Linked DNA regions of Mus musculus: all the other regions are linked to region 4. Evidence: chromatin loops called from intact Hi-C (ENCODE). Cell type or tissue: left cerebral cortex. All regions are shown on one strand. Region 1 overlaps Rap1gap2 (RAP1 GTPase activating protein 2). Region 2 overlaps Rap1gap2 (RAP1 GTPase activating protein 2). Region 3 has its middle 12 kb from the start of Olfr412. Region 4 overlaps Rap1gap2 (RAP1 GTPase activating protein 2). Region 5 overlaps Rap1gap2 (RAP1 GTPase activating protein 2).

The links. A loop is a pair of places that touch in the nucleus more often than their neighbours do. Peaks named below come from ENCODE experiments on the same cell type or tissue, not always from the same donor. Only the 100,000 strongest peaks of a DNase experiment are listed, where the experiment ranks them.
Region 1: a loop joins it to region 4, with 2.1 times the contacts of the local background. A loop is called at or near these places in 6 of 42 quality-filtered maps.
Region 2: a loop joins it to region 4, with 2.4 times the contacts of the local background. A loop is called at or near these places in 4 of 42 quality-filtered maps.
Region 3: it touches region 4 in a loop (8-fold over the local background); 32 of 42 quality-filtered maps call a loop at or near these places.
Region 5: it touches region 4 in a loop (3-fold over the local background); 25 of 42 quality-filtered maps call a loop at or near these places.

What each region holds. Positions count from the first base shown.
Region 1 is chr11:74,458,556-74,463,555 of GRCm38, reverse strand. The region is part of intron 3 of Rap1gap2 (RAP1 GTPase activating protein 2); the gene reads left to right. Among named protein-coding and RNA genes, the nearest start is that of Olfr412, 96 kb to the right of the region's middle. In left cerebral cortex, a CTCF peak has its summit at 2,950; a DNase peak (open chromatin) is centred at 2,891; H3K27ac peaks cover 546 bases.
Region 2 is chr11:74,445,671-74,450,670 of GRCm38, reverse strand. The region is part of intron 3 of Rap1gap2 (RAP1 GTPase activating protein 2); the gene reads left to right. Among named protein-coding and RNA genes, the nearest start is that of Olfr412, 84 kb to the right of the region's middle. In left cerebral cortex, CTCF peaks have their summits at 1,002 and 2,613; DNase peaks (open chromatin) are centred at 902, 2,019, 2,570, 4,300 and 1 more place; H3K27ac peaks cover 466 bases.
Region 3 is chr11:74,374,263-74,379,262 of GRCm38, reverse strand. No RefSeq gene overlaps it. Among named protein-coding and RNA genes, the nearest start is that of Olfr412, 12 kb to the right of the region's middle. In left cerebral cortex, a CTCF peak has its summit at 2,270; DNase peaks (open chromatin) are centred at 820 and 2,245.
Region 4 is chr11:74,524,485-74,529,484 of GRCm38, reverse strand. All of the region lies in intron 2 of Rap1gap2 (RAP1 GTPase activating protein 2), which reads left to right. Among named protein-coding and RNA genes, the nearest start is that of Rap1gap2, 63 kb to the left of the region's middle. In left cerebral cortex, a CTCF peak has its summit at 2,792 (motif pointing right); DNase peaks (open chromatin) are centred at 1,769, 1,997, 2,555 and 4,922; H3K4me3 peaks cover 554 bases; H3K27ac peaks cover 934 bases.
Region 5 is chr11:74,406,342-74,411,341 of GRCm38, reverse strand. It overlaps Rap1gap2 (RAP1 GTPase activating protein 2), which reads left to right. Exons shown (of 25, transcript NM_001015046.3): 15 at 3,383-3,454; 16 at 3,945-4,031. Among named protein-coding and RNA genes, the nearest start is that of Olfr412, 44 kb to the right of the region's middle. In left cerebral cortex, no CTCF peak of the experiment used is centred here; DNase peaks (open chromatin) are centred at 1,350, 1,857 and 2,261; H3K27ac peaks cover 1,550 bases.

The DNA of each region.
Region 1 (5,000 bases), 66 kb after region 4:
ACCTAATGGTCCCTCAGGGGACAACAACAGCTTCCCTGCAGGAGAGTGGGAAGTGAGGCACTGGAGAGCAGAGGTCCACCAGGGAATGTAGGCAGCAGTCTGGAGATTCAGTTCCTAACATTTGACCAGTGTGAGGTTGGGTCCTTTTTGGCAACCCTGGCCATGAGTTATGCGATGGTCTAGAAGACCCCGCATGCTGGGGACTAGTGTGCCGAGCTGGGGTTCACAGCCAAGTTACTGGCAGGACTCAGAAATCCTCTCTGGTAGGTAGCCAAATTCCTAGTTCCCCAAGAAGACTCCTCAGGGGCAGGAGATGGAAGGATGTTCAGGCAGGGACAGCTAGCTAGTGAGAGGGAAACAGGAGCTCTGGGTCAGGCCAGGTGCCACATCTCACCGTGGTGAGTTCGGTCTGGGTGACAATACACAGAATTCTCTTCATTTCTCTCTGGGCACAAGTCCAGGCCAGTGCTGGGGAGGAGGGGGCTCATACTGAACCATCATGGTCAGCACCTGTGGTCCCAAACTTGTCTGTGAATGGGAGAGAATGGATGCTAGACAGAAAGTCTTGCTGACTGGTTCCTACTCCAGAGTCCCAAGTGTGCCATGCAGGAAGTGCCAACCAGAAAGTGAGCAGGGGTCAGGGACAGAGAAGGAATGGGAGAGGGAAGTGTGAAGGCAGGCCTGTCACATGACTGGACTCCCCACCAGGCTGTCAGGAGGCAGCCCTTGCCATCTGTGTCTTCCAGGGCCAAGGAAGCTTTTCTGGAAGGCCCGTGGCTTCACCCTTTCATCTCTGGGGTCTGTTCCCTCTCTTCTTCCTTTCAGCAGGAAGCCTCATGCAACCCTGAGGTCTCTGTGAGGTCAAAGTCACACGTGTCCCTCTTTATCTCCCTGTCTGCTGAACCCACCAGTTCCCCCGCTGACAGAGACTCAACAAGGTTTGTCTCCAGTGACCTCAAGGGATCTTTATAGCTGTTTTTCTTGAAGCTGAGTTTCATGTGGGGAAAACTGGAAATTTCAGGCCACACACTAGATCAAGACCAAGGGCTCTGCCAGAGGACATCAAGGCCAGGAGACTCTCTACAGTGCTGATGCCTGCACCTCAACCAGCACTGGGCGGCTTGGTAACTGGAACCCAGCTGCATCCTGAAAAGTGGGGCTGTTCCTTCAAGGCAGCCGTGTTCTCCTGCACCCTTTGAAGGCATGTGTGGCCTCTCTTGACCGGTGGGGTCTGTTATTTTTATGTTTTTTTATTGTGTGTGTGTGTCTGTATGGGTATGTGTGGATGAGTGCAGGTGCCCACAGAGGCCAGAGGCATCAGATGCTCAGGGGCCTGGAGTTCAAGGTGGTTGTGAGCTGCCCCACATGGGTGCTGGGAACCGAACTCTGGACCTCTTTCCAGAACTGAATAGTGTGCTCTTAGTCATTGAACCATCTTTCCAACCACTGCGGTAGGTTTATGGGTTTATCTTATTTCATATATACTATAGCAAAATTTCTGAGGCTACATAGCGTTAGAACGAAAATGATAATTTTGGCTCACGATCCTGGAAGTCCAAGGTGGAGGGCCAGTATCTGGTGATGATCATGATGGCAGGTTTAGAGCCAGGGAGCCCATGTGCACCTCTGCTGGATCCTCTCTTATGGAGCTACTGTATGCAATAATGGGGCTTCACCCCGTGGCCTATCCCATCCTGAGCAGTTTCCAAGACCCTCAACTTGAGCAAGTGATTGTTTAAACCTCTGCCTTTTAGGACTTCATAGTGGAGATCAACTTTTTCTACACAGGAACCCTGGGGCACACAGTCAGTCCACATCCTCCCTCTGCTGGGTCTCTGTCCCTCTTCTTTTTTTAGGCTTTGAGTTGGTGCAGTGCTTTATGATGTACAAGCCACTTTCCTAAACGCTTCTGGTTCTTATAGCCGTAAGAGAACTGTTATTCTCCCATTTTATAGGTAGGGAAATTGAGGCTCGGGGAAGTAAATGAAACATTTCCCTTCACTGGGCATCAAGGACACAAGCGTGAGTCTTGTGATTCCAAGCTTCATGTTCTTGCCTCAATCCCAAGAAGTAATCAGGAGGCAGAGGTAGGGGGATCTGTATGAAACCGAGGCCAGCCTGGTCTACAGAGCTGTAGTCTCCCCTCCCCCAGCCTGAAACCTGCTTGCTCCGGGGTGGAGCTTCCTGCTCATTTGTTCTGCCACGCCCACTGCTGGAACCTGCCTCTTTGCTGTTCGGAGCCACACACGTGCTCACCCTACTACTGGACCCGAGATTATTCGGCGGGAATCGGGTTCCCTTCCCCTTCCTTTATAACTGAAATGTCGGAACTAGTAAAATTGAGCTTTGATCAGAATGACTGTCTTGGCTACATTTCTTTCTCTCACCACCTAGCCCCTCTTCTCTTCCAGGTTTCCAAAATGCCTTTCCAGGCTAGAACCCAGGTTGTGGTCTGCTGGCCGGACACAACACAGAGCAAGTCTCAGGAGAGAGGGTGGGGAGAGAGGGAGAGAGGGAGCGGGAGAGGGAGAGAGGGAGAGGGAGGGAGGGAGGGAGAGAGGGGGGGGAGAGAGAGAGAGAGAGAGAGAGAGAGAGAGAGAGAGAGAGAGAGAAAGGAAGGGAAGGGAAGAGAAGGGAGAAAGGAAGAAAGGAAGAAGGGAAGAAAGGAAGAAGGAAACAAACAAATAAAAACCAAACCAAACCACCCCCTGCCTCAAAACTTACTAAGCCTCTGCTGCTGGAAGCACTGCTCCAGAGACATACGTCCCCTTTTGGTTTAAGTTCTCTGAAGTCAGGAGCATCTCATGAGCCACAGTATCCAGGGTTTGCCATTGCCAATGTTCTATTTGTGTTACACGCTATATGTGGTGCACACAGTAACACATTATCTTATCATGGGCACTGCTGTAGATGGGAGAAAATCTGGTGTGTGTAGTCACAGCTTCTGCCACCAGGGCTTTCCAGTTGAGAGGAACAATCAGACCTAGCCATTAACTGTGTTTTGATACCTACACAAGTATGCAAACCAAGCCCAGTTCTGTGGGGACGTTGGTTGAGAGCTTTCCAGTGGCTTGAGGAGCTGTGGATGCAGCCCAGGGATTAGTATGCACACACTCCATCATTAACGAGAGAGGGAGAGAGGGAGAAAGAGAGAGAGACAGAGACAGAGACAGAAACAGACAGAGAGACAGACACAGAGAGAGACACAGGGAGAGAGAGAGAGAGACTGGCTGACTGACTTTCAGGAGGACAAGTGGTATTTGGGTCTTACCAATGTGTATCCAAGCCACATTGGTGTGCTGATGTAAAGTTTGAACCCTGAAGGATGGCTGTGGTTTGCAAGGCTGTCTGTTGATCAAGTTATTCACCTCTCAGCCTCAGTTTCTTCATCTACAGAGTGGGCAGGGCCAGCATGCCTGTGGTACTGGTGGTGCTGAGGCCTATGTAGGAGAACAAGTGAGAAGTGTTTAGTTGGGGTCTGGCACAGGCAGTGAGAACTCGGTACATGTTGGCACCTCTCCCCAGAGTAAATTCTGTCAGTCCAGCGGCATTTATTGACGGCTGCTGTGTGCGGTAGGCGCTTCTGCATTTGTGATCTCGGCTCATCCTGGGAAACACCCAGGGTGTGGGGTAGGATCATTAGTCTATTTTTTTAAGCCAAGAAAACGAAGTTGGAAGTCATAGGCCTGGCTGGTGGCCTGCTGTGGCTTGGATGCCAGTCTCTCTGACTGTCAGTGGGTCTTTCCCCTGGACCGCAGCTGCTGGGGAAAGATTGAGGCCAGAAAGGAAGTCTGGCTGGTTGGGGGCTCACAAGGCTCATGGTGCTTTATCACATCAATATCACTGGGTGTCCTGCGTGATGGGGCTTCTGGTTTGGAAGAGAGCTGGTGTAGGGGTAAGGCAGGGGTTCTTGGACACAGATGAGAGTCTCATTAAACCAAGCAGGAATATGCATGGGCGTTATTCTCCACACCCTCCATTTCCATGGACAGTGGTTGGTTTTGCATCACAGGATGGTTATTTGTCTCTCTGGCCTCTGCTCTTCCTCCTCCTCCTCCTTGGAAGTGCTTGAGATGCCTGCGCCCTGGACTGGCACTATGGCCACACTCTGCTTATGACACTACCAGAGCTCCAGGCTTCCTTGGCTAGCTAAGACAGTCCATACTGACCCCAGAATTAATCATAAGCTCATTCAGTCCTTCCCTGCCTTTTCCTTCTCTTCCTTGATATCCTCCCCAGCTCACCCTCACGTGGCTCTGCTTCTAGCAGGCTGTGTGACCTTCAGCAGGCCAAGTAACCTCTCTGAACTGTAGTTACACTTTTCCTTGATAGCCCTGGGGGCCACATGAGATGCGGCAGGGGCTCATCCCAGGCCTGGATGAAGTGGGGTGAGTAGGAGAGGGACTGAGCATGATCTTCCTGGAGTCCCCATCTTTAGCAGTGTCCAGAAATCAATAAGTTAGAGCTTCCTCTCTCTCCTGCCTCCTCACTTCCTATTACTGCATCCCTGTATTGCAGAAGGAATCTGGACCGTGAGCATACTGTGAGCAGACAGGTAGCGGAAGCTTACTGGGTATGGCGTGTCTTGCTAATTAGAGCCTACCATGCCCCTGGGACTGCAGGAATGGCAGGGCCAGGTGGGGGCTCTACAAAAAGGCTCTTGGGACCCTAAGCAGGAACAGAGAGAAGCCAGAAGCAGGTGTGGGAGGGTCAGGGACACAGGAGCCCCACACTTGGTCTTTGGGCTCAGCAGGGGCAGAGAATCACCCCATGGCTTCTTCAACACTATGCTCCATCAAGTGTTTCAGGATTTGGAAGGGACATTGCCAGCCTTCTCTAGAGCTGTAGTTCCCTCTCCCACGTGGCACTTGCAAGTGTGGTGGCCCAGACTCTCTTTCTCACCCATTCTGATTTCCCATGTTATTTTAACCTCAGGGATAGACCCATGCCAAGTCCTCTATTGAGCCATGCCCTCCCCTAGCTCCCAAGGGCATCTGACC
Region 2 (5,000 bases), 79 kb after region 4:
CGCGTGCGTGCGCGCGCACATTCAGGGACCAGAAATTGAAGTCAAGTGTCCTCTTCAGTAGTTCTCTACAGTATGTATTTGGGCTGAGTCTTTCACTTGAACACTGAACTCACCTGCTTGCTTTGAGAATCCTGTCTCTGCTTCCCGTGTGTTTGGGGTTACAGACAGACCGCTGTGCCCACTCAGCATTTACATGGGCTCTGGGGAGCTGAACTCCTGTCCTCACACTTGTGTGGCAAGCACTTTTACCCATTGAGTCATAATCTCCCCAGCTCGCTTTTTTGTTTGTTTTTTAAAATGTCCATCCCTTTGAAGATCAGAGTCCTGCTCTGACCCTGGGTTTCCGCCTCCTGAGCACTGTGCGTCCAGCATTTCCACTTTACTTTTGCAGGATTGGGGTAGATAAAAACATTTCTTCACACATCCTTTCTTTGCTACTGACCATGACTTTGTCCCTGCAGATTGCGCCTGGATAGAGAGGGCAGGGCTACAGAGGCCTGTGCTGCTGGGCACTGAGTCTGTGTTGGTGCTGGGCTCTGCTGTGCACACACTAGCTCATGTGGTTCTGACCAGCCCCATTCTGAAGTACAGGGTCCTGCTCTGTGAACTGTCCGTGTCCGTGTGTGTCCGTGTGTGTGTGTGTGTGTGTGTGTGTGTGTGTGTGTGTATGAATGCACTCCTGAGAGTTAACGATCGCAAGGATTCTCAAATACCCCTCCTCAAGTAGAGGAGTGTGGAGCAGGGCCCAGAACTGGGGCAGGTGGCTCAGTAGGACATGCTGAGCAGGTAGGTGGGCAGCAGTGGGTATCATTTCTCCAAGTATAACAGGAGCAGAAGTGAGGAGGAAGGATGCTGGTAGACGTTCCATGGGCTAGGGAGCATGAAAAAGAAAAATAGACTGTTTGCACAGAGAAGCCATGCCAATGTAGGGCTTCCCTGGGCCAGAGGGAGGCAGGCAGATGGGAAGGGCACTGAGGGGTGAAGTGGCTGTCATTGATTATCTTCTACAGTTAGACCCACAGGACCTGCAGCCACAGATTTGACTCACCTTCGATCAAGAGCATTCAAATTAAATGTATGTCTGGCTGGATCTGGTAGTGCATGCCTGTAATCCTGGCTGCTCAGGAGGCAGAGGCAGGAGGTTCACCAAGTCAAGCTACAGAATGAGTTCAAGGTTAGCTTGGGCAATCTAGTGAGAACCTGTCTTAAAACCCATTAAAAGCTGGGGATAGAGTTTAGTGATAGAGAGCATGCTTAGCATATGCAAGGCTCTATGTGTAGATGCTAGTGCGCGCGCGCACACACACACACACACACACACACACACAAAGAGCAAGTGAACAAGAGAGCAAAAACATATGTCTCTATTGGTAACATACATATATCCCTTTCCACTTACAAAACATTTACATTGCCTTAGATATTATAAAATAGAAAGGATTTAAAGTACATGGGAAGACGCATGTAGATTATATGTAAATACTATGACAGTTTATATAAGAACCCTGAACATCGGTGGATTTTGGTATATGCAGACCGTCCTGGAACCAATCCTGTCCAGACACCAGGGTACAACTGTCTCATACAAATGCTATCTTCCATTCATTTCACTCCCTGGGCAGTGGGGAGCTGGCAGGGAAAAACTCAGGCATGATCTCCTAAACCCAAACAGTTCCCCACAATCCCTGCCTATGCCTGTTCCTGCTTCCTCTGACCTCCTCCAGCATTACCTTCCCCAAGGGCTCGCTTGGGCCTCCAGAGGGAAGACCAGACGGGTTCTATATTGGGAGGTGAAGAGGACAGGGATTGAATGGATGGAACCCTGGGGCCCAGCCTGTGACTTTCCCGGCTGGGCTGGTTCTGTGATTATTTCATGGCCTAGTTGACTGACTGTGAAAGCAGGGCCCAGGGGGAAATGCTGGCCACTGCTCCCATTTGGGTGGCAACAGTTGTTGCTAATAATAAAATACACAGCTGAGCTTACACTGCTATTGGATCACATTCCTCAGTGAAATCCAGGGGCCTGGTTTCTCAGTGGAAGGAGATCCCCTTCCTAAGGATGCCTTGGCCGTGGCTTTCTTGTATCCTACAGTATATGTATGTGTGTGTATATATATATATATATATATATGTATACACACACACACATATATGTGTACTGTATATGGGAAAATGTAGGGAGTCAGTGAGCCTTTATGGCATTGTATGTCCTTGGCTGGGTGGAATATTCTCAGAGAGATGAGGGTGGGTCCAAATGTCCACAGTGTAGTTCTAGGCTGGCCTGAGTCACCTTGCTTCTGGGTGGAAAGGAGACCTACTCTTTGCCAAGGGTGGAATTGTCCCATTGGAAAGTTCAGCGAGTCACTGACAAGTCGGGCCAGCCCAGTGGAGTCCAGCTTGCATTGGCTAGTTTCTGATCCGCGGCACCGTCCACAAAGGAATCTTCCACCTGGTGTGTTACTCACAGCTGAGGATGAATCATGGCTCCTTTTACCTTCCATGCCAGCTTCAGGGCCATGGGACACTCACTTGCAATAGTCATCCAGAAACACCATCTGTAGGGAGGCTACTGGAGTCACAAATAGCAGAATATTCTAAAGCCGCTAGAGCATCTCTCAGCAAGGCAAAGGAGTGTTCTGGCAGCTTTCTGCCCCTGTCTGCCTGTGGCTGCTGTCTGCTTAGCATTTGCTGTGGAGCAGGCGCTAGCTGGGTGCCTTTTACTTAATCTGTGTAAGACCCTTGGAAGCCAAGGATTATTTGATTCAGTTTTCAGTGGAGGAAATCGAGAGTGTAGCATACACTTTTACCACATAGCTGGGTAGTAGCAGGATGGCTGGTCCCCAACCTTGAGCTCTGCTGCTATCCTCCTGCTGCAACCAACCGTTTGAAGAAGAAGCCTGAGTTCTGGGGTTCAAAGTCTCTCAGGTCTATATCCCAGCTGTCCTTTCCATTCAACCTTAAAATGTTTGATTCCTCTCCTCCCCTCCCCTCCCCTCCCCCTCCCCTCCCCTCCCCCTCCCCTCCCCCTCCCCCTCCCCCTCCGCCCGCCCGCTTTCTTTTCTTTTCTTTTCTTTTCTTTTCTTTTCTTTTCTTTTCTTTTCTTTTCTTTTCTTTTCTTTTCTTTTCTTTTCTTTTCTTTTCTTTTCTTTTCTTTTCTTTTCTTCTTTTCTTTTCTTTTCTTTCTTTCTTTCTTTCTTTCTTTCTTTCTTTCTTTTTTTTTTCAAGATAGAGTTTCTCTTTATAGCCCTGGCTGTCCTGGAACTCACTCTGTAGACCAGGCTGGCCTTGAACTCAGAAATCCACCTGCCTCTGCCTCCCAAGTGCTGGGATTAAAGGCGTGCGCCACCACTGGTTTTAATTTCTATTTACACATACGCACTGCATGTGTGTGTGTGTGTGTGTGTGTGTGTGTGTGTGTGTTTAGGTGTTTAGGCCAGAGTTCTATATCAGGTATGTCTTTTTCAGTTGCTTCTCTACCTTGCTTTTTTTTTTCTTGTTGTTGTTTTGTTTTTGTTTTTGAGACAGGATAGCTCACTAAACCTAGAGCTCTGCGATTGGCTAGCTAGCCGTCCAGTGTGCCTCTGGAATACACATTGCGATCTCCCCAGTGCCTGGATTATGGCACATTGCTGCAGCACCTCACATTTTACATGGATGCTTAGGATTTGAATCCAGGTCCACGTGTTTGTGGGGGAAGCGGTTAACTGATTGAACCACCTTGCCTGGCTTACAGCCACATGATCTTTCATAGTTCTCAACTTAAGAGGTAGAAATCAGCTGCCTGTCTGTCAAGTGTAGGCTGGATTTCCTATTTATTACTTCCAATAATAGGATAATGTGGACATGATGGTGTATGATTTCAGATTGAATAGAGCAGTATGATACTGCCTTTTCTGTGTGTGCCCTCTCTTGCATTGCTTCCTCTTATTGTGAGCGTGGCTGTTCGGGTAACTATCTTTTTTGACTCCTGAATGCACACTGTATAAATGGTTTAGAACCACTAGGTTCTGGAGTGATTTGTTACACAGGAAGAGAGGAGCACATTTGGGATCGTGGTAAGAAGTGCCTCACGTGTCCTCTGAGCAATGTGAACTGGTCATATCAGCATAACCCTGCGTAGCTTTGTCTCACAGTTAAGATCGGGTTCCTGGGCAGTTGGACCCTTCCTGGTATTTCTAGCGTCCTGTTCACATCTCCAAAGTGTTTTATCAGTTGGGGTTCAGTGATCCATAAGAGGGAACTGTTGAAGAGGTTTTGGCTACCAGGCAGATGAGCAGCTGGGAGTAAGCTGGGTTTATGGGTGACTCAGGGAAGCATCCTAGTCAATGATACACAGAGCTAAGTGTGTACTTGAGAGTAAGTTGGCTTGAATCTAGAGCTTTCTGTAGGTGCCAAAGACTGTGTGACCTGTGTCCTGGCAGCTCCCTGATGTGAAGCTGTGGGTTGGACTTGAAGCTGGGTTTAGGGAAAGAAAGAAAAAAAAAAAGGTCTGCCAGAGCCCCCACATATATGTCAAAATCTTTAAAATGTTGATTACACATTAAAAGCAATTTATAAAAATTCTGAAGAGCAGGGCAGTGGTGGTGCATGCCTTTAATCCCAGCACTCGGGAGGCAGAGGCAGGCAGATTTCTGAGTTTGAGGCCAGCCTGGTCTACAGAGTGAGTTCTAGGACAGCCAGGGCTATGGCAGGGTCCCACCTTCCTGTTTTGTTTCCATTGCTCTCTCCTCAGCTAGCCCTGCACTGTGAATCTGTGTGGACAGAACTCCCATGGTTTTCTCTTGTGGGACTCTTTCTTTTTTGTGTCTCAGGCTGGCCTTGTGCTCAGTATGTAGTCAAGGATGACCTTGAATTCCTGGTCTTCCTGCTTCAGCCTCCTGAGTGCTGTGCTTTGCCCAGCCCTTGTGGGCTGCTATTGTATGGGCACGCCCTTCTCATTATTTGCTCCTCCCCTCTCTAGTCTGTGTATGCTTACCATCTCCGTGTTTTTTTTTTTTTAA
Region 3 (5,000 bases), 150 kb after region 4:
TCTCTGCTCGGTTCCTTTCAGGCCCTCCTGGATTGTAGGATTCCCATTCCCATGGTGAGAGTGATGGTGACTCAGCCTAGTACTTCAAATCAATGGATTCTGGATGCCCCAGATAGACACATCCAAAATTAACGTTTTCTATGCTCTCTGGGTATTCCTCAGCCCAGTCTTGTTGATGTGTTACTAGCCCCGACCCAAGCCTAATACAGCCACGCCTTCATTCAGCTGTTCTTGTATTGATTGCCTCGGGGGTAAGGTGGGGTGCTGCTGTTCTTGCCTGTTCTGATGGTTCACATCTGCACAGCTGTGGAGATCTTGCCTGTTTCTGTTGATTTCAGTGGTCCTCTGAATTTGAAGTGTGGGATGGGTTGAATCATTGCTGTGGTCCATTCCAGCATCCCTCTTAGTCATTTAACGGCACACTGTGTGCTCCCGTGGCAGCCACTCCTTATAGGAGCCAGAGTTAAGTTCCAGAGAGGAAATCTAAGACACATTAGTCGCTTTATGGTAGTGATCTAAGAGTTAGGACTTTCTGTCCCTTTTCCTCAGGTGGAAATGATATCCGAAGCATCAGGCTGTACAGAGACCTTAGAGAAGACTGTTCTCAACTTTAGGCCATTGTCTTAGTTAGGTTTGCTATTGCTGCAGTGAGACACCATAACCGAAAAGCAAGTAGGACACGAGAGGCTTATTCTGCTTACATTTCCATGTCACTGGTCTTTGACAAAGGGAGTCAGGACAGGAACTCAAGCAGGTCAGGAACCTGGAGGCAGGACCTGAAGCGGAGGCTATAAAGGGTGCTGCTTATTGGCTTGATTCCCTTGGCTTGCTCAGCCTGCTTTCTTATAGAGCTCAGGACTACCAGCCCGAAGTTGGCACTGATGGAGAAAATGCCTTACAGCTGGATCTCATGGAGGCATTTCCTCAACTGAGGCTCCTTTCTCTCGTGGCTCTAGCTTGTGTCAAGTTGGCCCAGAAAACCAACCCAGTATTGCTATCCTCTTCCACATTCAGGAAAGAGGCTGTTCCTTGTATAAGTACGACTCAGGGAAACTTTCTCTAGAATGCTCATTTAAGGTATTGAGACTTTTATAATTCAATCACTCTGGAGTAAGGCCCAGGGAGCTGCAGTTTTTGGAGGGGTGTGTGTCCTGGGACAGTGTATCACTAAGAAGCCCTGGTTGTCCTGGAGCTTGCTATGTAGACCTGCCTGCTTCTGCCTCCAAAGGGCTGGAATTGAAGTGGTGCACTAGTATGCCTCAAAAGATGTGTAATGTTAGATGAGCACGTGGAGAATTCTGTTGTAGTCCGATGCTTTGGGAACCACGGATTCAGTGTACAGACTCTACTTAAGAATCTATTTCCCATGGACTAGTCTCAGGCTCAGACACTTGTCCCCTACCTACAGGTTAGACAGAAGCCTGTCCTAAATCTACAGGGTGGAGAGAAATCTACCCCTCACCTAGGGAGATTCTTTCCACAATTACTGCCCTAGTGGAAAAATGCATATCCTATAAAACAGGATTTTGTAGGAATATCAAAGGAATTACCAAGGAGAATAGAACCGTGAACAGGTCCTAAAATAGGAAGCCTGAGAGGAGGAATTGTACATGAAGACGGATGGTGGCTGCAGGAAGGACAGAAATCCTGAAATAGGGGATGCCGGGAGGAAAGAGCAGCATCATGAGGAAATAAATGGGCGAGAGCTTGGTGAGGCTGAAAGAGCGGGAGATTCTATTAAAATGGAAAACAGCTGGGCTGCCTTCTCCAAACCAAAACAGATGATCAGAGGGCAGGTATGACTCGAGGCCCCAGGGACAAACAGCTGCGGGGGTGGGGTGGGGAGGGGGAACAGATGCTCACACCCATGGGCCAGTGTTCCCTCTGCTAGCAGGATCAGGGGCAAGATAAATGAAAGAGAGAGGCACACCCAAGAACAAAGCTGGCGAACTGGCCCCATAATATGGAATAATAACATGAAACAGCCCATTTAAGAGAAGCAAGTGATCAAAGCAAGCTGCGCCCAGTCAGCTCCATGAGAAAACAATGAGGTAGATACTGATCAGGCCTGGTGACACCGGCACACACAAGATCGGCACACACAAGATGGTGGGAAGTTTGTGCAGGGCATCAGATGGATTTTAATAATCTCCTTCTAAGACACTGCATACACATGTATATGTGTGTGTGTGTAGCTAGATGGTTCAGAGAGTGATGATGCTAGCTTGCCTCCATGCCTGCTGAACCTGTGTTAGATCTCTGGGTCCCCCACCTGGTGGAAGAAGAGAACTGACTGTTGCAAGTAGTCCTCTGACTACCACACATGCATGCTCACACAGTAAATGAAAACATGTAAAAAATTAAAATACAGATCTCTAAGTTTTATAAAAATTTATTACTAATAAGAAATGTGAGGAAAATGCTAGAAAAGTGGACTATAGGGTATAGGTGAAATTCGGCTTTACTCTTCAAGCATAATACTGAATACAGTAGGAAAGGATGTGTATATGTGTGTGTTGTACGCATGTGTGTTTGTGTATGTTGTATGTGTATGCTGTGTGTGTGCATGTGTTCTGTGTGTGTATTTATGTGTGTGCATGTATCTGTGTGTGTATGTGTGTTTTTATGTGCATGTATGTATGTGTACATTTGCATGTGTATGTGGTGTGTGTATATGTATGCATGTTTGTGTTTTTATGTGTATGCATGTGTATGTGTGTATGTGAGTGTGTAAGTACATGTGTATGTGTGTGTATGTATGTGAGAGTATGTGTATATGTGTATATGTATATACACAGGCATTTGTATGTATGTGTATGTTGCATGTATGCATGTGCAAGTGTGTGTATATGTGTGTGCATGCATCTATGTGTGAGTATGTGTATTTGTGTGTGTGTGTGTACTTGTGTTATTGTTATTAAGACTTTAATTTGAGGACGTCATTATTAACAGCTAGTATTTAGTAGGATGGTTTTGTGATAGGGATCAAAACTAGCTCAAACTAATTTAAGTCTTTAAAGGGGCATTTATTAACAAGATGCAGGTGTCTCTTTGCATTGAAAGGACAGAAGTGGCATCCCTCTTGTCCTCATCTTGCTTCTGCTTTCAGTTTTCCTCTGTTCCTTTGTTTTGTTTGAGCCGAATTGTTGGATTTATTAAAATGGGCTTGTGACAGCTAGAAAGCTTTTTCAGACACAGTAACTATGTAATCGTCTATTAGCTTCGTTCTAGTCCTGAGTCCAGCTACATCAGCCTCAGTGATAAATGCCCTCTTTACTGTCTAGATGGTGAAAATGGGTTCAGATCCGTTGGCTGTGTTCTAAGCCAGGTGCAAGTGAGGGCCTGCTGAAAGGTCTTTTCCCTATCTGCTGTGCTACTTAGAGAAACTTTTAGGGGCTTCTGTGATAGGTTCCTGTAGCACTCTCTGCATCTTGAGGGCTGGCTCCTACTACAGAGAACCTTCTTTAGGGCCAGTCTGGCCTGCACACAGCCCCTCCAGTGCAAAGTTCATGGACTGCACAGTGGTTAGCAGCCCTCTCTGACCCTTGGCTTATCCTCTAATCCCTCCTTGTCTCCACATTCCCAGTGGTCTGGAGGTGCATTTCTCCCAGTGAGACAGCTCCCTGAGGAGAGAGACAGATGCCTAGTAAGCTCTGCTGCTGTGGATCATGGAGGTTTACCCTCCAGGAGCAGAGCCAGGCAGAGCTGGACCAGTCCTTGGGTGGGACAGCTCTTCCAGGGAAATCTCTTCCACTCTAGGGATAGCGGCTGTGTTGCCAGTTCTGACAGTCTTTAAAGTTTATAGTTAATAATTCTTTATATTAAACCATCACCCTTCAAGTTGCTATGGGGGTTTTCTCTTGTAATGGGGTCTAGGCTGGTAGACCAGCTTCTTAACGTCTCTCTGAAGAAGCCTTTTTGACTGGGGAGCTGGCTCAGTGGGTAAAATGATTGCTGTTAAAATATGAGTACTCGAGTTAGGATCCTCAGCACCATCATAAATAGCCAAGGGTAACACCAGGGGACAGAGAGGACTGCAACCAGCATGGCCAAAGTGCCGTACCAAGGTCTAGTGAGAGACCCCATCTCAAGAAGGGGGAGACCAATAGAGAAAGATGAACTTCATATACAGGCATTGGTGAATGCATCTGAGCACATACATGCATGTGCGCATGCACACATGCAACCACACCACACATACACACACACATACACAGATACTCACACACCCACACCCACACACACTCACAAACCCACCCACACACCCACCCACACAGTCACACACACACACTCACACACACACTCTCTCTCTCTCTCTCTCACACACACACACACACACTCATACACACACTCACCCATTCACACCCACTCACACTCCCCCCACCCCCACACACACTCACACCCCCACCCCCACCCCCACACTCACACACACAAACACTCACACACACACTCACACACACACACTCACACACACACTCACCCACTCACACCCACTCACCCCCCCCCACTCACACCCCCACCCACCCCCACCCACTCACCCACACACTCACACCCACACCCACACACTCACACACACACTCACACATACACACACACACACTCACACTGTTTTTGTTAACTCATAGTCCACAGTTCTTATCTTTAAGAGAACAGCGCAGACAGTACTTGGTTCTAGACTAAGTCTCATCAGACTGAGTTTGGTTGGCCCAACAACAGTGGGTGAGCATCTCTCACTGCATCAATCGTTCCCAGCCAGTGGTTAGGACACAGAGTAGCCACAAATCACCCAATGGATGAGGGGGCAGCTAAAGAGCCATTGTGAACACATTTCTAATTGGAGTTTGTAGATTTTTGCTTCTTAATTATAGAGTGTTAGTGGGAACCTGAATTATATTGATAACCTAAAAACATATCTGGATGTTTAGCGGGTAGAAACATCACTAAAGCTGTTGAAATAATATTGAAATTGTAAAATACCAGTTTGGGTTTCTACTGTGATG
Region 4 (5,000 bases):
TCCGTTTCCCCAGAATCATTCCGGCCTTTATATTTTGTTTATCCCTGGATTCATTCTACACTTCTCTGCTTATTGCTATTCACTTCTGCTCTCTCCCAAAGAGCATGAACAAATTAATTGTAATCCCATGTTTTGGTCTAACTGACACTTTGTCCTATCTTGATACAGAATAGTTTGATCTGAAACTACAACCAATCAAAGTGTGGCAGTGTGGAGTCCACTCCCAGCAGATACATCCACGGTGCAACTGCTGCACCTAAGGCTCAGGGGGCGGGGCTTGGTAACTGTCAGAGTCAGAGGAACAAGGAATGTTACTGTTAGGAGATGCTCCTAGAAAACTCAGAAGTTACACCTATAAAGTTACACTGTCCTGGCTGTCGAAACATGCCCGGAGGATGCCAGCAGGCTTCAGCCCTACACAAAGACCTACAGGCAAGTCAGGAATTCTGAGAGCTGTCGGGGAAAGTGTCTTCCCTAGGGGAGAGCACACCAATTGTTTGTGTAATACCAAATGGTCAGCCCTGAAAACATACGCATACACAAGTAACATTATACAAACTGAGCAGATTGTATTCGTATGTTTAGGGACACACACACACACACACACACACACATAGGCATACCAGTAACAATAATAAGAAGCCATGCATCTGAAGTAGAGCAAAAGGAGAGTGGTCCTTGAGAGGGTTTGGAAGGAGGAAAGGAAAGGGAGAAATGATGTAATTGCATCATTATCATCATCATCATCATCTCTGGTTTTTTTTTTTTTTGAGACAGGGTTTCTCTGTGTAGCCCTGGCTGTCCTAGAACTCACTCTGTAGATCAGGCTGGTCTCAAACTCACAGAGATCCACTTGCTTCTCCCTCCGCAGTGCTGGGATTAAAGGCGTGCGCCACCACTGCCCTGCGTTTTAAATTTTCTTATGAATGAAACCATGAAGGGTGTGCATCTTTTGTACCTAGCCTGATGGTTTTGAACCCAAGCAGTCACACCTATTGGGCTTTTGTTCCTTTGTGTTACTGAGGGACATTTCACTGGGTGGATGTATCAACATTTATTGATTGATACATTTGCCATTTCCAGACTTGACTATTTGGAATAAAATTTGCTTTATGCATTTTCATAGAAGTCTTTGTGAGATTCCTGTCGTGATCTCTGAATCCTCGCCATAGACTTAGGATGGCCTTGTGGCAACCTTCATTCATGGGGATGAAGTGATAGAGGCACAGAATTCGTTTTTAGCCTGAGATATGCAGCTAGTAAAAACTGGAGGCGAGTTTCTAATCCCAATTCAGATATCTCTGTATGTGTGTGTGTGTGTGTGGGGGGGGGTCTGTTGATTCTCAGGCTGTAGTATCGTAATGTTATTTGGGGGCCACAAAATGTAGGGCCAAATGGCTGTTCATCTCAATGGCTGTCTGCCCACAACTGCACCTAGCTAGCTGTATTACCATAGAAGCTGATATTGATACGAATGGTTTTGAATTGCCATGGAAAGGTTATGTGAGATTGCCTTTGAAAAGGACAACACCATAAGGCATTTAAAAGAAATGTGTAACCAAGGTCGTTACAGTAACAGCAAGCAAACAAGCACAAAGTCACATCGGTATAATTCTTCATCTCCCAGACAGTCAAGCCCAGACTGTGACTGGGCATGTGAGATAGTATATAAATAATACATGTCTTAGAATCCACTCCGTTCTTTGTAGAGCCAGGCAGAGAAGGTTTTTGGAGAGTCTGCCGGTTCTTGCTTCGAAGGGTGTTGTTGCTAAGCAATGTTACTAATATTATGGAGAGACAGCTTCCCTGAGACTTGCCTCAGCCGTGGAGACTTCTGTGGTTGCAAAGGGCTTAACAGGTAGCAGCCACTGAGAGTTTTGTGACGATTAAGATGGGGGCCAGGGGACCCTGGGAGGAAAGGTAGCACTGTAGGTTACTTGGCCAAACAAGCTCTTTGTTTCCTGGAATGAGTCCTGGGAAACCTCCATGCTAAAAAAGCACTGTCTAACGTTCCTCAGAGTCTGGGTACTCCAAAGAATTTCATTCAAATGTTCCCAGTGTGGGGAAAAAAATCAGTCACACAGCTTAGCAAAAATCAGGAAATCTGCAAGGGAGGGAGAGAGAGAACATGAATTTTAAGTATTTTGAGAAACTCAAGCAGTATTTTAAGCATTCCTCTCTTCCTTCTAAACACTCTTTTGATCCCCTGAGTAGATATCTGGGAAGTTCTGATTGAAATCACACCTGGAGTGCTTTCCCTAGACTCTGGGCACCCAAGGGATGTGAAGGGCTGGATGCCCAGCTGGAGCAGGCTCCGTGGGTTTCCTCCGTGTGGTTTCCTTCCCTGGGAGTTCGGAAATGCCACACGCTTTCCTAGACCTGTTTCCAAAAATTCGAGCTGGCTTGGGGCGGGGCCTCTGCTTGGTTGGCTGGCTTCCTGCAGGACCGCTGCTTTCGGGGTGTGTGTTTCTGGGAGCATGGGGTTGGGCAGCGGTTCCTATAAGGTTCCTAAGGCTTGTTTAGCGTCTTGCCTGTGGATGGCTTCCTGTAGCTGTCACTGTGGGTATGGGCCCTTTTAGGGGCTGTTGCCAGCCCTGGGAGGAGCTGTTAGCTGTCGAGAGGAGAGTTGGTGTGCTGGCAAAGACTCTTCCTCTCTCTCCTTTCAAAATGGAAACTGCTCTCCCACCTCGAATGACCTTCTCAGTCTTTCCCTCTTCCCACCCTCCGTCTGCCTTCCTGTCTCCCTCACGAGTTTTCTTTTTTCTTGTCTGATAGTGTAACTGTGTTGCTGCCCAGGAGGGGGCGCTGGTATACCTGCCAAGAAAGAAGGCAGTGCGGTTCCTAGGGCACAGGTGTGAGGTGTAAGGTGCCAGAGGGAGGCTGAGGAGTGGTTTCTCCAAGAATGTGTGTACATACATGTCCCTCAAAGTAGAAGGGTGTGGTGGTGATGTACTATGCTGTTTGAGATATTTCTTTTAAAGCTAGAATCTTTTTCCTATCTATCTATCATCTATCTATCTATCTATCTATCTATCTATCTATCTATCTATCTATCTATCTATCATACATGTGTGCTCTACCTATACACGTGATTGCCAGAAGAGGGCATCAGATCCTAGTATAGTTTGTGAGCCACCAATGTGGTTGCTGGGAATTGAACTCATGACCTCGGAAGGAGCATCAGACAAGGCTCTTAAACGCTGAGCCATCTCTCCAGTCCCTGAGGTTTTTTCTTTCTTTCTTTCTTTCTTTCTTTCTTTCTTTCTTTCTTTCTTTCTTTCTTTCTTTCTTTCTTTCTTTCTTTCTTTCTTTCTTTCTTTCTTTCTTTCTTCTTCTTCTTCTTCTTCTTCTTCTTCTTCTTCTTTTTTTAAACTGCTGCTTTTCCTTAAAGGGTTGATGATGCAGAGGTTAGCTGGAGACTCTATTCCTGCAGAAAGGGAGGAGCACTGCATCTGGCTGTACCCTGGCTTCAAAAGCTCCAGGTGCCCGAATCTTTCTTATTTGCTTTGTTTCAGAGCAGTGCCAGCCTAAGGTGGGAGTTGTCAGCTGGGGACTGTCTCTGAGACCAGGCGTGCTGACTACCTTCTGGCCTTCATGTGAATGCGTTTCTGCAGCCAGTTTACAGACTCAGAAAGCCCTTTTCTTTAGGAGTAGGCATGCGTGTCTGTGTGTCCGGCCCTGAGCGTGACGGTGCAGCTGTCTGTCCTCTGTTCATGATTAACTTGCTTGCATTCCTCCTCCTAGGCTCCACCAGTCTTTGAGTTTCCCCTACACGGGGGTGGGGTGTGGGGGTGGGGATATGGGGGGGGGGCGGCTGCCTGGCACTTTGTTTTTGAGGACTGTGGGCTTTAAGGATGGTAAATGAGGATACTGCTGGGGTAAGGTATGGGATGGGACCCAGAAAGAGATCCCCTCTGTGACCACCCCTGTCTTCCGTATCTTTAGTCCCTATGGCCTTGACCATGTCTCGGTCTACTAAAAAGTGACCTGAGAATATTTTCCAGTCACTCATGTGAAAAATGTCCCCTTTCCACTTCTCTTTCAAACTGTGATTTTTGGTTTTTTCAAAGACCATGCCTTGGTTTGGTGCAAATGCCTGACTGAAACTTCCAAGTCACCTGTTTTTCTGAATGAGTGAGATCAGTATGGAGGTCGGTCTAATGAGCGTGCTTGTTTTCACTACACTGATACCAATGTTTCAATGTCGGTAAAAACGCAAGCTGATGCAAGGACCACAAATGTAGAAGTAAATAATTGACAGTTCGACCTTAAGACTAAAGGTTGAGAAGGTGGCACAGGCTGGCCAATGCTGGGACGCAACTGTCTGGGCCACACTTTATGTGTTTGTTGGACATGGGCTTATTTGCAATGAGGTGTGTGTTAGCTCTTTGCAGTTAGAAATGACCTGGTTGGATAACGATAGACTGAGGATAGCCTTCCTTGTCTGTCCTCAGTTGTCTCTTGCAAGACTGGATTCATCTTGTTTAATAGATGTTGGTAGAGCACCAAGCCTAGAAGAGACGGGTGTGAGGAACTTGACATTGATTTCCTTGCCCCTTTGTGTTTCCTGGGTTGGGTACATGGCTGCGGGCTATGGGTGACGCCAGGCAGAATCGAGTTGGTGACAGGCTTGGTGACGGTGGAAAGAAACAGGGCTCACGTTCTGGTGTTTGGAGAAAGTTGCTGATGTTTTGGAGAAACTTGGTGTTTTTTTTTTTTTTTTTTTTTTTGCCACCTTGGGACTTTGGGGGAGCTGAGAGAGCCTAGAATCCCAAAACAAGAATGTATAATGGTGGAGAGATTTTGCACCTTCTTCTAATGCCTCTGTACCTGCTGTGCACTTGACCTGAACTAACTCCTGGGCAGTGGGGGATGGGTGGGAGCTGTTTACACTGCTCACCAGCTGCAGGCAGACTTTCCATTCAGATTTTACCTTTCCCTGTTCGTGAATAAAATATACCCCATGCTGGGCCACCCTCCCTGCCCCCTGTAGCTGAAGC
Region 5 (5,000 bases), 120 kb after region 4:
AGGTGTATGGGATATAGTAGACTGTTTCGGCTCCCAGCCCTCAGCATCAGACAGAAATAGGACACACTCCTTTGTCCTCTTCACTGGCTGCTTCTTCACCTCCCTTCTTTCTCATAACCCCCCAGGGCAGCACATCTCTGTAGTCCATTGGTTTGAGGGGCCTAGGACTCATAGGAGATAGGCTGAGCTGGGGATTTTAGGGTAGGGCTAGGTAGTCTCCAAGCCCACAGAGATCTTGTGAGTAAAACCAAGTGCTGGTTTCTGTTTGTTTTTTGTTTGTTTGTTTGTTTCCTGGGAAGAGAGATCAGAGTTCAGTTCCCACAGGGTCCCCTGCATCACAGAACACTGGGTACCAGCATCTTAAGACCCCTTCCCACTACTGAGGCGGGTTTGAATTTGGAAAGATGCCCGTGTCTTCTAAGGTGCTCCCCAGAGCACCCCTCCCCCCCAGGCACTATGGGTGATGCATAAACTGTGAGGAGAACTGGGTTAGCTCCCTCAGGGCCCCCTGGCTGACACTGGGCCTTAGCTGAACCCTGAAGTAGGAGGGCCAACAATGAAAAAGGAGAGTAAAGGCGGGAGGGACCCCAGAAGACAGAATGACCGAGCAGCCTGGGGTCTCTGCTTCTGTCTCTTTGTTGATGTGTGACTGCAAGTCAGTTCCTTCCCTCTCTGGGCCTTTGTTTCTATCTTTGCAAAACAGGAAATCTGGATTTTAAAGCCTCAGGGTCCTTCTAGCCATGGCTACTTATGGGAGCAGAGACAGGCAGGATGGGGTATGGGCTGCCGGATGGTTTGGGGAACTCTGTGATGAAGGTGACCTTTTGTACATGTAGGTCGACAGGGAAAGTAAAGACAAAAAACCTGAGTGATTGATGGTGGCTTCTGCTCTGGGCCAGGCTTTGCATTACAGCAGTCTTCTTCGTCTTCTACATTTGTGTGTGTGTGTGTGTGTGTGTGTGTGTGTGTGTGTGTGCATGCGTGTGCATATGGAAATCAGAGGCCAACTTGCAGGAGTCAGTTCTCTCCTTCCACTATGTGGCTCCTAGGGATTGAACCCAGGTTGTTAGGTTTGGTGGCAAGTGCCTTTAGCCACAGAGCCGTCTTTCTAGCCCCTCGGATAGTCTTCTTGAAGTCTAACAAGGCCCATTAGTCTGCTCATAGGGAAGAGATTGAAGCTGATTGATGCTGAGGGCACTTAGAGCTGAGGCCGCAGAGCCAGGGAGCCGGGAGCTGGAAGTCTTCCCAGGAGCCTCTGGGGCATGTGAGAAACCGGCCCCGTGGGTGTGTGTGAAGTGTGGCTGGAATTGAATCACTTCTCAGGTAGGGCTATCTCATTCCCATTCACTCCAGGTTGGAAAGAGATTCCAGCTCAGCAATCAATAGGATTCCCCCATCCCTCCCTGCAGGGGCCAGTCCACCTCACTCCTGGAGTTCTGCCAAGGTTTCAAGACTTGGCTGTGAAACAGGCAGCTGGGGAGGGCCTTCCCTTGCCTATCCTGACTCCCTCTGAGCAGCCCTGCCAGTCTTCTGGGTGGCAGGCCATCCCTGGACATGGGGGTTTTGTTGGGTCTCTAGCCTTCCCTCTCTAAGCTCCCCTGGGCATCTGGTTGTAAGCCGAGAGGAGGGGGAGACCGAGGTCAGAGGAGGAGCTAGGATACGGATGGGACGTGGATGGACATTACCAGAAAGGTCTTGGGCCCTGCCCTGCTGCCCTGTGGATTTAAAGGCATTCCTAAGACCCTTACCCTGTCAGAATAGACTACTTTAATGCAGGCCTGAGGAGGAGGGGCCGGGCTAGGGAAACAGCTGGGCCTGCAGGCATCTGTGCTTTGTCCCACATGTCCCAGATACCCAGAGTGGGCAGCCAGATTCTTCTTCTGAGATGGAACAAAACAAAACAAAAACCAAAAACCTGACACACAAGCTTGATAAGTCCCCAGATTGTCTCTGTCCTCAATACCTGTGTGTCTGTGTCCCCCTTCCCAACATAACAAGTACACATGTGCACTAGACTTGGGCCACCAGTGCATGGTTGGTGGCTGGGGGTGGGGGTGGGCTGTGTCTAGCAGCTGGGGCTCAGCCAGAAATCTTGTCAGTGAACACAAAACCATTTCTTGAGACTCTGAGTACCTCAGTTTGGGCCATGTAAATGGCCTTGAGCTTGTAAGAAGAAGGCCCCATTGACCAAAGCTCTGCTTCTCCCCGCTGGACCTGGCAGGGCCCCAAGCTGCCTGCTCACCCAGTCTGGCAGACTCTTGCATCTGCCCTACTTCACAGGACAGAGTGGTTGGCAGCCTGCCAGGGCCTTCACGTCAGCCACTGCTAGTGAAGGGATAGGGCAGCCTCCCAAGAGCCCTGTAGCCTCAGGGGCTAACAGCAGGTGAAACCTAGGTACTTGCACAAGAGAGGAGGTGAGGAGTGGAAGCCACCTGCTGCAGGACCACCCTTGTGCTGGAGTCTCTGGATGGTCTTACAGTCCAGCCTCAGCATCTGGCCAGAGCCTGGATGTCCCCCATCCTCTTTCCCAGTCAATGCCCTTGGTATCTCTGTGCCCAAGCCTCAGCCAGAATGACTGGCTCCACATGTAGAGCCAGGCTTCAGACCTGGGTCACTGCCTGTGTCAACTTGCAGAGCCCCAAGCTTTCCTTGCAACCAGTATTTACTTGTTTCTTTAAAAAAATTATTTGTTGTTGATTTTGCTACTGGTGGCGTGTGTGTGTATGTATGTGTATGTGTGTGCATGAGCGTGCATGTGCACATGTGTACTTGTTATGTTGGGAGGGGGGACACAGACACACAAGTACTGAGAGAAGAGACAATCTAGGGACTTACCAAGCTTGTGTGTCAGGTTTTTGTTTTTTTAATCTGTGGAGCCATTTCTGTGGTCCAGTAGTTACCTTTTAAACACTCTGAGTTTGATTTATGGCTAGGTTAATGGGGAGTCAGAGTTGGGTTGGAGCAGTCTGGATTCTCTGTGCCCCTTTCTCTGGTTTTAGGGTGCTTGTTCCATGTCTTAGCCATCTGTTTCCTCATCAGTAAAATGAGCAGTAGTTCTCAGTTGCTTTCTCTGGGATGGATGCTGTAATGGGGTAGGGAGGCAAACCTCCTGGCCACCACCTGCACTGTCTGTACTTAGGGTCTCAGTGGTTCCCCAGCCCAGGGCATCATCTGGCCAACTTGCTTCTGGCCCTTAGGAAGGCAGAGGGAAGGATGCCGGATTCCATCCCATCCAACCCACTAGAGGAGCATCGTATGGGGCTCGTGGGTGATGCTCACATAGACGTTCTGTGTTCTGGGAAGGAGGGAAGGGGTATGTTGGTCTTCTGTAAGGTGTGGGACTCCTAGTCTGTCTTAGTCCACATGAAATTGTTTCATTCAGGTATCAGTCACTGCTAGGGAAGATGTGCCTGCCTTTGGTCCCCCTCTGCCAAGCCCGCCTGTTTTCCAGAAGGTAAGAACCTTTTCTTTTATACTTGTCCCATCCCAGACCCCAGATCTCTGTACCCATGTGTCAGTAGTTGGAATGGGCTTGAATGTAGACTGGGAACATTGTGGGGAGATCCTGTTATAGCTTTGGGGGTATCTCCTTTCTGGATATCTCCCACCTCACCCTTTGAGGTCAATGTGGCCCTTGTTGGGAGTTTGATGCCAGGGTTGTCCTCCTGTTTTTAGAAGGACTTTTATACTGTGCTCTAGACCCAGGAGCCAGCCTCAAGCATTGCCTCCAGTGACCAAGGTGCCCTATGGAGGGTGGGTTTCCCAGCGCTGGGGAAGCTGGCTTTCAAGTTGGTACATTAGCAGGCAGGCCTGGCCTTGGCTGGAAATGACCGGATATGAGAGGGCTAACGCAGGGGTTCTCCTGCCTTTTTGTCACTGTGGTTGGAGGCGTTTGATTGACAGCAGAGGCCAGGAGAGTTCTGAACCTCTTTCACCTGTTTCAGGGCGCAGAATTCCGGGAGTTTCTGCTCACCAAGCTCACGAACGCAGAGAATGCTTGCTGCAAGTCGGACAAGTTCGCCAAGCTGGAGGTGAGAGGGCCACACGGAAAGTCTCCTCTGGGCTTGTTTGCTTCATCCTAAGCCCTCAGCTCTCTGTTGCTTTGGGAACATTTTTTTTTCCCTTGGTAGGAACTCATCTAGATTCTAGGACTTACCTGCCAATCATCAGGTTTTTTTTTTTGAACATGTAGTATGTCCAGGTCTTGCTCTGTTACCAAGGATAAGTGAGATATCACTTCTGTACTATGTAGTGCCCATGCTGGTAGAGGGACCTTTACAGAAGAGAAGCTAAGATTTATAATAGAGTGTATTTACTGTATTATACTATGGGCCATGATGGAGCCAGTGGGTAGTGACTGCTTCTGCTAGGGATAATGGAGGGTGTGTTCAGGGAAGGCTTCCTGGAGGAGGTTGCTTTTGAGCTGATGAATCTTGACATCTGATAAAGCTTTTGCATGAAGAGAGTCTGGAAAGTCATTCAAGACTCAGGGAACAGTCAAAGGTCCAATAGAATCAGACATTGTTGGGAGGGGGTGTGGCCAGATGACAGCCTCCTGTGGCTGGAAGACGGGACTGCAGATGGTTGGCTGCATTGAATGGCGCAGGGTTGTGGCTTGCAAGTGGTAGGCGCTATGAAATTTTTAAAAGTGTTTGATTCGCATGTTAGAGACATCATTAGCCAGCAGGTGTTAGAGTTGGAGGAGGAGAGGTTGAAGGGGAGATAGAAAAGGAACTGGCCAGTTAGAAATGATTAAAGAGTCTAAGAGGCTCAACAAAGGTGAACCCTTCACAGGAGGCACTGGGCTAAACTGCAGGTAGGCGTGTCCAACCAGAGGCCTGCAACCCACATGTGCCTCAGGGTAGCTATGAGTGTGGTCCAAGCAAAAATCATAGACCAGTAGGTATAAAACATTATGAACGTTTCCCCTGGTAACTGCCTGTGAAGTTCTTATAGATTGGCATTGTATCACACTGTCAGAAGGTTGGACTGGGAAGACA